Regions from separate parts of the Mus musculus genome. Here region 2 is linked to region 1. Evidence: chromatin contacts called from ENCODE POLR2A ChIA-PET data. All regions are on one chromosome and are shown on one strand. Each heading gives the region's core, a stretch centred on a gene start or an enhancer-like site at or near the end of the contact. The rest is flanking DNA. Distances are from core to core; before and after follow the strand shown.

The links. ChIA-PET counts read pairs that join two places held with the same protein, here RNA polymerase II (POLR2A).
Region 2: POLR2A ChIA-PET joins it to region 1 with 13 read pairs in Patski. The contact joins the promoter of Usp34 here to the promoter of Cct4 in region 1. POLR2A ChIA-PET finds 5 or more read pairs at or near these places in 3 of 5 experiments (Patski and embryonic stem cell).

The regions. Positions count from the first base shown.
Region 1 is chr11:22,989,279-22,993,453 of GRCm38, reverse strand. It overlaps Cct4 (chaperonin containing Tcp1, subunit 4 (delta)), which reads right to left and starts at 2,861. Exons shown (of 14, transcript NM_009837.1): 1 at 2,574-2,861; 2 at 135-187. The coding sequence starts at 2,700.
Region 2 is chr11:23,304,950-23,309,041 of GRCm38, reverse strand. Usp34 (ubiquitin specific peptidase 34) reads right to left here and starts at 2,147. Exons shown (of 80, transcript NM_001190401.2): 1 at 2,026-2,147. The coding sequence starts at 2,068.

The DNA of each region.
Region 1 (4,175 bases), core at 1,612-4,111:
CCACCTAGGCAAGATTTACCAGTTTTAGCACAGAACTATTTGCCAACCCCCAAATAGCACCACCTTTCATTAGACCTTAGAATGTAAACAGAAGTTCTCAATAAGTAATGAACGATTTAACTTTTTTATTTTACCATTTTGTCCATTCCTTTAGGTCCAAGGCTTGTTCTAATAGCATCAGCAACCGCTGTTAAAATAGAAAAACAGAAAGTCACATATTAAATCAAGACTTAAAAAAAAAGCAAAGTGTTTTGTTTTAAACTTGTCCTTATTAGGATATGGTATATAGTAGCTTATTGTGCCTCCTACAACTTCATGCCTAATAATAACCCTAATAGACACTAGAATACTTCACGTGCTATGTCTATGTAGAACAAATTTTCAATACTCCTGTGAGAATCAAAATGGCACAATGTAGTCTTAAGTTCTTAGTTTTATTTCCTCTATTCCATAACAGTACAAGCATCAGTGAAACAGCTGAACACCCTAATGTAGTACACAATTCATCCATTAGCCTTTTCTCTCCCCAACAAAACCATAATCCGCTGAGAAAACATATGTGGGACCCATAGGCTAAAATTTCTTCTGTATCCCTTAACTACTATATGCTTTTGGCCATATTTGGCAAAGAATAAATAATTTAACAGAAAATACCTTGTATAACAATATTTTACGTATGTCCTAACTTTGGTCTAATGTTATCATCAAAGTTTCAGATGATTTCTGTGGACCCGTTTCAAGATATTCACTACTAAAAAATTATGGTATTTTAGACTCTCCATCTCTAGAACACAAGCTAATGACTGTAAAATGATTTACACAAAACCACCAGTATTTTCTGTCTGTGAAATCTCCCTCACCATTAGCAAGTAATATTGTCTTTATTTGAGAGGGATGGATAATTGCAAAATGAACTCAACTCAAATTGTATCTGGAAGAAACCTTTCTCACTTTCTAGAATTCTGTTTTGACTTGGAAAAACTAGTTTGCCCTTTGCTCCTTTAGTAACTAGATAGCTTTACAGGCAATTTGGGTAACCAATCCTGCCTACGTGCATGGCTCCTTCTGTCCTTTTTAATTTTTGTGCACCCTTCCTTTGAAAAGTAACTGTTCTGGACAGTTTATGTGAACTTGACCCAAGCCAAAGTGATCTCAGAGGCGGTAACTCCTCAAATTAAGAAAAAGTCAGTTAAAACGGAGTTGTAGGCAAGTCTATAGGGAATGTTCTTGACTAGAGATTGAGGGGGAAGGGCTCAATCCTTTGTGGGTGGGTCCATCCCCGGGCTAGTGGTCCTGGGTTCATAAGAAAGCAGGTTGAGGGGCTGAAGGGATGGCTCAGCAGATGGATAAAAGATGGCTGCTCTTCCAGAGGCCCTGAGATCAACTCCCAGCACCCACAACCACATATAAACACAGTTCTATGGGATCCAATGCCTTCTGGTGTACAAATATACATACAGACAAAACACCCATATACATAAATTAATAACTAAATCCACATAACCTGTGTTTTCACAATAATAGAAACCCTAGCTAAGATGGTTGCCTGAAGTAAACTCATTTCTTAATAGAGTGTACACTCTCTTGGTCACTCATCTGACTCTAGAATTCATCTTTCAACATCCCAATGACTCCACTACCACAAACGTAATTAATGAACTCAATAAACTTCCAGGTGTCAGGTATTCACTCCAAACTTCCAAAAGACTCTCACATGGAGCACCTGGTCAGCTTGGCGTCTCCAACTCCTTAAGGCCCATCCTGCGCACACACCTCACAGCACCAACACATTCCAGTCACCTGGACTGGTGACTGCAGTACTTGTCAGGTTTACTTCATACACTTTCACATTTAATCCTCCCAGCAACCCTGCAAATCAACTGTCACCTCACCCAACTTACAGCTGCACTGCGAAGTCAAGAGTTTCTTGGATCCTAGGACCTTCAGAAGATAAAACAACACCCCGTCCACTTCCCAAATCATGCATCTTTGTCTCCAACCCAAATAAACCCTGGCAGTATCTCTTAAGGCTTTGTTGCTTTAGACGTCAGACGCGTCAAATAGCACATACTGAGAATAAAACTCGGCCTGTCTGGTTTTCACCACGTGCTTTTACAACCCTATGTCGCCCACCTGCCAGTTTAAGGGAATTTATAGTGACTATCCGATTAGTACTACGGAGCCAAAGAACGTTCATAAGTTAAATGAACTTTTTTTGAAAATGTTGAAAAAGTAAAATGAATTTTATTTGAAAGCTCAAAATACTGTGTCGTCTACCACTAGGTTTGATAAACAGCCAAGCTTTAGTTCTTAAGAGTCAGATCTCAAGGATCATTGCTTTCAGTATTTTAAACGGCTGTCTGCGCCAATGTGACCAACACCGCCCATGCCTGCAGGAGACGAACTAAGGAGCTCGGCGTCCCACAATGGGGCGTGTCCGAGGCCTCCACGCTCCGAGTGCTTAGCAGAAAGCTGCAAACGAGACCACCTTGAAGGAACACAACCCACCCAGGGCCAAGGTCACAGCGAGGCTGGGCCGTTCCGCCGGAGGCGGGCCGGCGACCGGGTGATACCTTTGGCCGCGGAAATATTGCTGAAGCGGATCTGGGCTGGCTTGTCGCGGTCCTGGTAGGCGCTTTTCCCGCGGCTGCCGGGCCCGGCGGTGGGCGCCCCGCTTCGGGAAGCTACGTTCTCCGGCATGGCGACCTTGGTGGCGTCTGCGCGGGTTCAGGAGGACGGATGGACACGGATTCCGGCTTGCTGTGGAGTAACGGTCTCCCTGACCGCCTCCTCCACGAACCTTCCAGAAAGCGACGCCGGGAGAGAAGGCGGAAGCCGAGCAAGGGGCCTGCTGGAGAGCCGGCGCGGGTGTGACGTCAGGGGCTGTCTGCCGCACGCCGGCTGCGCAGCTTGCGCGCGGAGATGTGGCTACGGACTGTCCACCCCTCCCTGTGCCTGAGATGGAGCGGGAGGTTTTATAGGCGTGGCTGTGGCCGTTCTAGATGGACCCGAGCCTTTAGCTTCTGCTAGTGCTGTTGAGGAAGCTGTGACAGCTCTGGCTTTGTTCCGGAGTGGGTGTGGTGCAACCGGCCTTTTACGGACATCCATGTCTAAATTCCAAATTCTATTCCTAGTTTATTCACTTTGTAAAGGTGTTGGAGGAGAGATGTGCCATGAATAGTTTCCTCCCTTTTGTATATATTTTGACTGCCTAGGGATTTAAATACACTAGTTAGACGGCACAGAATCGTAATAGTTGTGGGGCGGTGACTGCCTATCAAATCCAGTCTGCCTTCTAGTTAAGACCTCTTCCATAAACATAACCACTGACTCTTAGGGAACATAAACATTCTAATAACTGATTAATAGTTATCTGCTGAGCAAAGTGTGAAATCTTTACACTCTTTACCCCCCCCACCCCACCCCCACACTAATCCTCATAATCCCATGAAATAGGTGTCATCGTCTAGACTTAAAGGATGATGAAGCTAAAGCCCAAGGTCAACCAGTAAGGCAGTGGAAGCCAGTACAGAGCCAGGACTCTGTCCTTAGGTAAACTTCCAAGGTTTCTATAATCATGATCATTGACCACCAGAGTTTATATAGGTAATACTCATTCAGTGGTAGTTCACAGTTAATAATTGAGAGCCATAAGGTGCCAGATGCCTGCGGTAGGTTAACGAACAATTGTTTCATGGACTTAGTCCTGTAATTATGAGAAGCATTTACATTCATTCACTCTATTAAGACTAAGATGAACTTTTCAAGCCTCCCCTTGGGGGACACGTCTTTTTCAAAGACCAGTTTACCCCTCCCTCGAAGCACACAAATATTCTATGGTTGTTGAGACAGCTGACTTATATGAAGAGAACAGGTACTGGTACTGTGGTGATTTGAGATGTCTCCCCTAGTTTTAGACATTCAAATACTTGGTCCCCAGTGGGTAGCTCTGATTGGAGAAGCTTAGGAGGTGTAGCCTTGCTGGAGTAAGTATATCACTGGAGGCTGAGTTTGTTTCAAAAGCTACCAGCCAGTTTGTGCTCTGCTTCCTCTTCACAATATGAGATGTGAGCTCTCCCTTCTCCATGCCTACCTGTTGTGAAGCTTCCCTGCTGTGCTTCCCAGTGATCATGAAGTCCTAGAACCATAAAACCCCTCAAAACTCTTCCCTCTAT
Region 2 (4,092 bases), core at 898-3,397, 320 kb before region 1:
GAATCTGTCCTGTCCTCAAGAACTCAGTATCATACTTGGGGTGGCGGGGGGGGGGGGGGGGGGACCGCAGTGAAAATACAGTTTTGAAACAACATCTCACTACATATGAAAGCATTTAAGACAACTACGGTGGTTTAAAAATATATATATCTCCTGAGATGATTGAAGGCTGATTTTCCAATGAGCCTTAAAGAAAACACTAAGCATATAAGTAAGTACCTTTGGGAAACACTGACTGACACAATTTCAAGACAATCATAACACCTTTTTATTACTAACTTACATGCATGTGTGTGAGAATGTGGGGACCCTGGAGTAAACCCACTCCCCTGAGAGATGTCACCAGCCCTTAAAAAGAGTATCTATCTATACCATGCAAAGGTCATCTCTTCTCAAGTAAATTTTCTTTAGATACTATGTTTACAACATTCCTAGTTAGGCTTAAAATGTTTTAAATCACACCCTAAGGGGGCTGGAGAGATGGCTCAGTGTAGTTAAGAGCACTTGCTGCTCTTCCAGAGGACCTGGGTTCAGTTCTCAGCACCTACATGGGGCAGCTCACATCTGGGGCAGCTCACATCTGCTGCAACTCCAGCTCCAGGGGACCTGATGCTTACTTGGGCAGCTGCACTCACAGGAATATATCTGTAAACAGACACACACATACCTACAGAATCTTTAAATCACTTCTCCCAAACTATTTTTCCTAAAGTATACTAAACAATTAAGTACTTTCAAGTTGGAGAACAGAGAGTCACAATCATCAATGTATTTCTAAGATACAAAATGTTTTACTGAAATAAGTACTAAGGAACTATGTTTACCATATCACTTCTACCAAGAATGAAATTTATGTCAAAATAGGAATAACCTTATAAAATACTAGGAAAATGTAGGATGACACAGATATGGGAAAATGTAGTTTGAATATATACAAAACACCTACTTTAATCTGTCAGGAACTAAATACATAGCTGAAAATAAATTATAAACCTTTTAGCCATTAAAGTGAAACTCAAGCACATAATAAAGTAAAAATTAAGCAACCAAAAGGGAATTACAATCTACAAATAGACTTTTTAAATGAATGAATTAAAAGGAATAAGTAGTTTCGAAATCTGTCAAAATATCACACTGAATATAAATTCCAATACCTCAAATGAATATTTGTCACAAATCAAGTTTGTGTAAATTATCTTTTCATCTAAACCACCTCTGGGCCCACAAGTGGCTGACGTGCAATATTCCCTGTTTCTTAAGCAGAAATGCAATCTTGCAAGGCCAAAAATAAAATATGTAATACAATAATAAAGAATAAGGAGTAAGGCCTCTCATTTTCAGAGACAGACCATGACTAACTCGGGGTGGTTGTCGTTGGTAGAGATCTCCTTATAATAGACTTTACTACTTAAACGACGAATGGTACTAAAGAAATACTATCACCTTTATTTTTAATTAAGGTAAGACGGTTCCAATCATCACTATTGCAGTTCAATTTCTGCTATTTAAGGGCTGGCAGATGGATTGAATACACCCACACACCCTCAAGGGATGGAAAAATCACCACCCTTCTCCCACGGACTTTAACGAAAATTAGCAGGTAAGCGAGGCCTCCCCAGCACGCTGGAAATCAAAGAGGGCGGCCCTGAGGCTCGGACTGCAGAGCAAAGCCTAGTCCTCCGACCCCACCTCCCCACACCTTCCTCGAAGGGGGAAAGGGGCGGAAGGGCTCATTAGTGCCTTCATTAATTGACACCTGTAATGAGGAAACTTTCCGAGACCGCCCAAGCCGGACCCGGCCGGGGCTGCGCCGCGGCCTCTCGGGCGCCCAGGTAACCCGGCGGCCTGGGCCCGAGGCGCCGCGACGGCCGCCGCCACCACGCACCTTCCCGGGCACACAGGCCCGTACGCCGGGCCGGCCCGGTCGCCGCAGCCCGCAGGCCGGGAAGGCAGGCAAGGCGGGAGAGCACAGCCCAGGGACCCCCAAACCGTGCACCCCGACGGGTCCCCTACCCGGCGACTTACTTTCATTTAACACCTCCACCAGGTCTGCGCAGTTCTCGCACATCGTTCGGCCGCCGCCCCCCCCTCCCCCGCTTAGGATCGCGCTGACTGATCCCGACCGGCGGGGGGGAGGGGACGGAGGCAGGGGAGGGGGCCGGCCTGCCGGCGGGGCGGGGAAGCGACGAGGGCGGGCGGCGGCGGCGAGGACGGGGCGGGGAGCCGCGGGTGGGGGAGGGGGCCGGCGGGCCCGGGAGCGGGAGCGGGCGGGGGCGAGGAGGGGGGCGAGGGGAGCGCAGGCCTCAGGGGCGCCTAGGCGCCGGCGGCGGGGGAAGGGGGAAGGACGGGGGAGGGGAGAGGGAGGGGTGGGTGGGGAGAGAAGCAGCAGAGTCACTTCACCACCGACCAGACGCCGCGGCCACCGCCGCCGCCGCCGCCATTTTAATGGAGCGCTCGGGCTGCGCTCGGCTCTTTCCGCCCAGGCGAAGGAGCCGAAGAGAGGCGCCTCGCGCACTCATTCCTCCGCCCTCCTCGCTGCCCCCGCCCTCCGCCTCTCTCCGCACACACGCCGCACGCCCTGCCGGAGCCGCTGGCCGCCCTCCCTTTCCTCTTCCGTCCGGCCTCCCCGCCCTCGGTCCACCCCCTGTGCGCGCTCGCCCTCCCCGCCCAGCCGGATCTCTGTCAGCGGCCGGAAGGGGAGCGCGCCGCCCGCCGCCGCGGGGGGAGGCGGGTGAGTGGAAGATGGCGGAGGCTGCGGGCGGGTCGCGGGTACGCGGCCTCTCCCGCCCCTACGGGCTCCGCGCTCCGGGAGACTCGGCCGGAGCCGCGACGGATGGCCCGCCCCGTCCCCTGCCGCGGCGCGGCGCCTCCTGATCTCCCGCACCCCCGAGGGGAAGCGGTGAAGTTTGCCTGTCCTTCGGGTACTTTGAGGGTGGAGACGGCCGCGGGTCAGCAGATGCTGGCAACGCCGCGGCTCGCTCCCCACCTGGCTTCGGGAGAATGGAACAGCCCAGGGCGCGTCTTAACCTGAATCCCTGTTTATCTCAGCCGTGCGGTTCTGTGAGGCTCATGGATCCTCAGCAGTGAAACACCTTGACAGGACTAGAAATGGCGCGGTTGAGAAACCGTGACACCTCGTTTTTACGCACGAGGTCTTACAACGTGTGTGTCTACCCATTCATTCTTCATCGGAAACGCTCTATTAGGCTTTTTCATCAGAGAGAGACAGCGAGAGCTAGTACCGTGAGGAACGAAGCCTGGCGTGATGGTTTACGACAGTACTTCCTAAATGCAGGCAGGAGGGTTGCTCCGAGTTCGAAGGCAGCCTGAGCGACTTTTATAACCCCATTTGCCCAGTGCCAAAAGAAATGGAGCCAGGAGTGGAAAACAAGTGAAAGGGACACCCAACTTAAGTTTGGTATTGCATTAAGAACTAGAAGCTCGGGCTGGTGAGATGGCTCAGTGGGTAAGAGCACCCGACTGCTCTTTCGAAGGTCCGAAGTTCAAATCCCAGCAACCACATGGTGGCTCACAACCACCCGTAATGAGATCTGATGCCCTCTTCTGGTGCGTCTGAAGACAGCTACAGTGTACTTACATATATAATAAATAAATAAATCTTAAAAAAAAAAAAAAAAAAAAAAAAGAACTAGAAGCTCAGAAAGATGGCTCAGCAATAAGAGCACTTGAAACTCTTGCGGAGGATCCAGATTCAATTCCCAGCACCCACATGGTGCTCATAACCATCTATATCCTGTTCCAGGGCATTCGAATCCCTCTTCAGACTTCTGCGGTCACCGTCCACACTCCTAGCACACACACACACATACATACATACATACATACATACATACATACATTAAGGCAAAAAAAAAAAGAGTAATTTTTTAAACAATTTTTACAGGACAACTTAGTGTTAGTTTTTACCTTCACTAATTTCTGTTTCTAAGATACTTCCACAGGGATATGACAACAAAGTCTGAAAGGTCATGTGCATGACCCCAAACCAAAACTTGAGCACATGTTAATGAGGGCCCCGGTATTAATCTTCTACGATGTCTTGTCAAGGTGTGTCACACTTTTTCTGTGCAC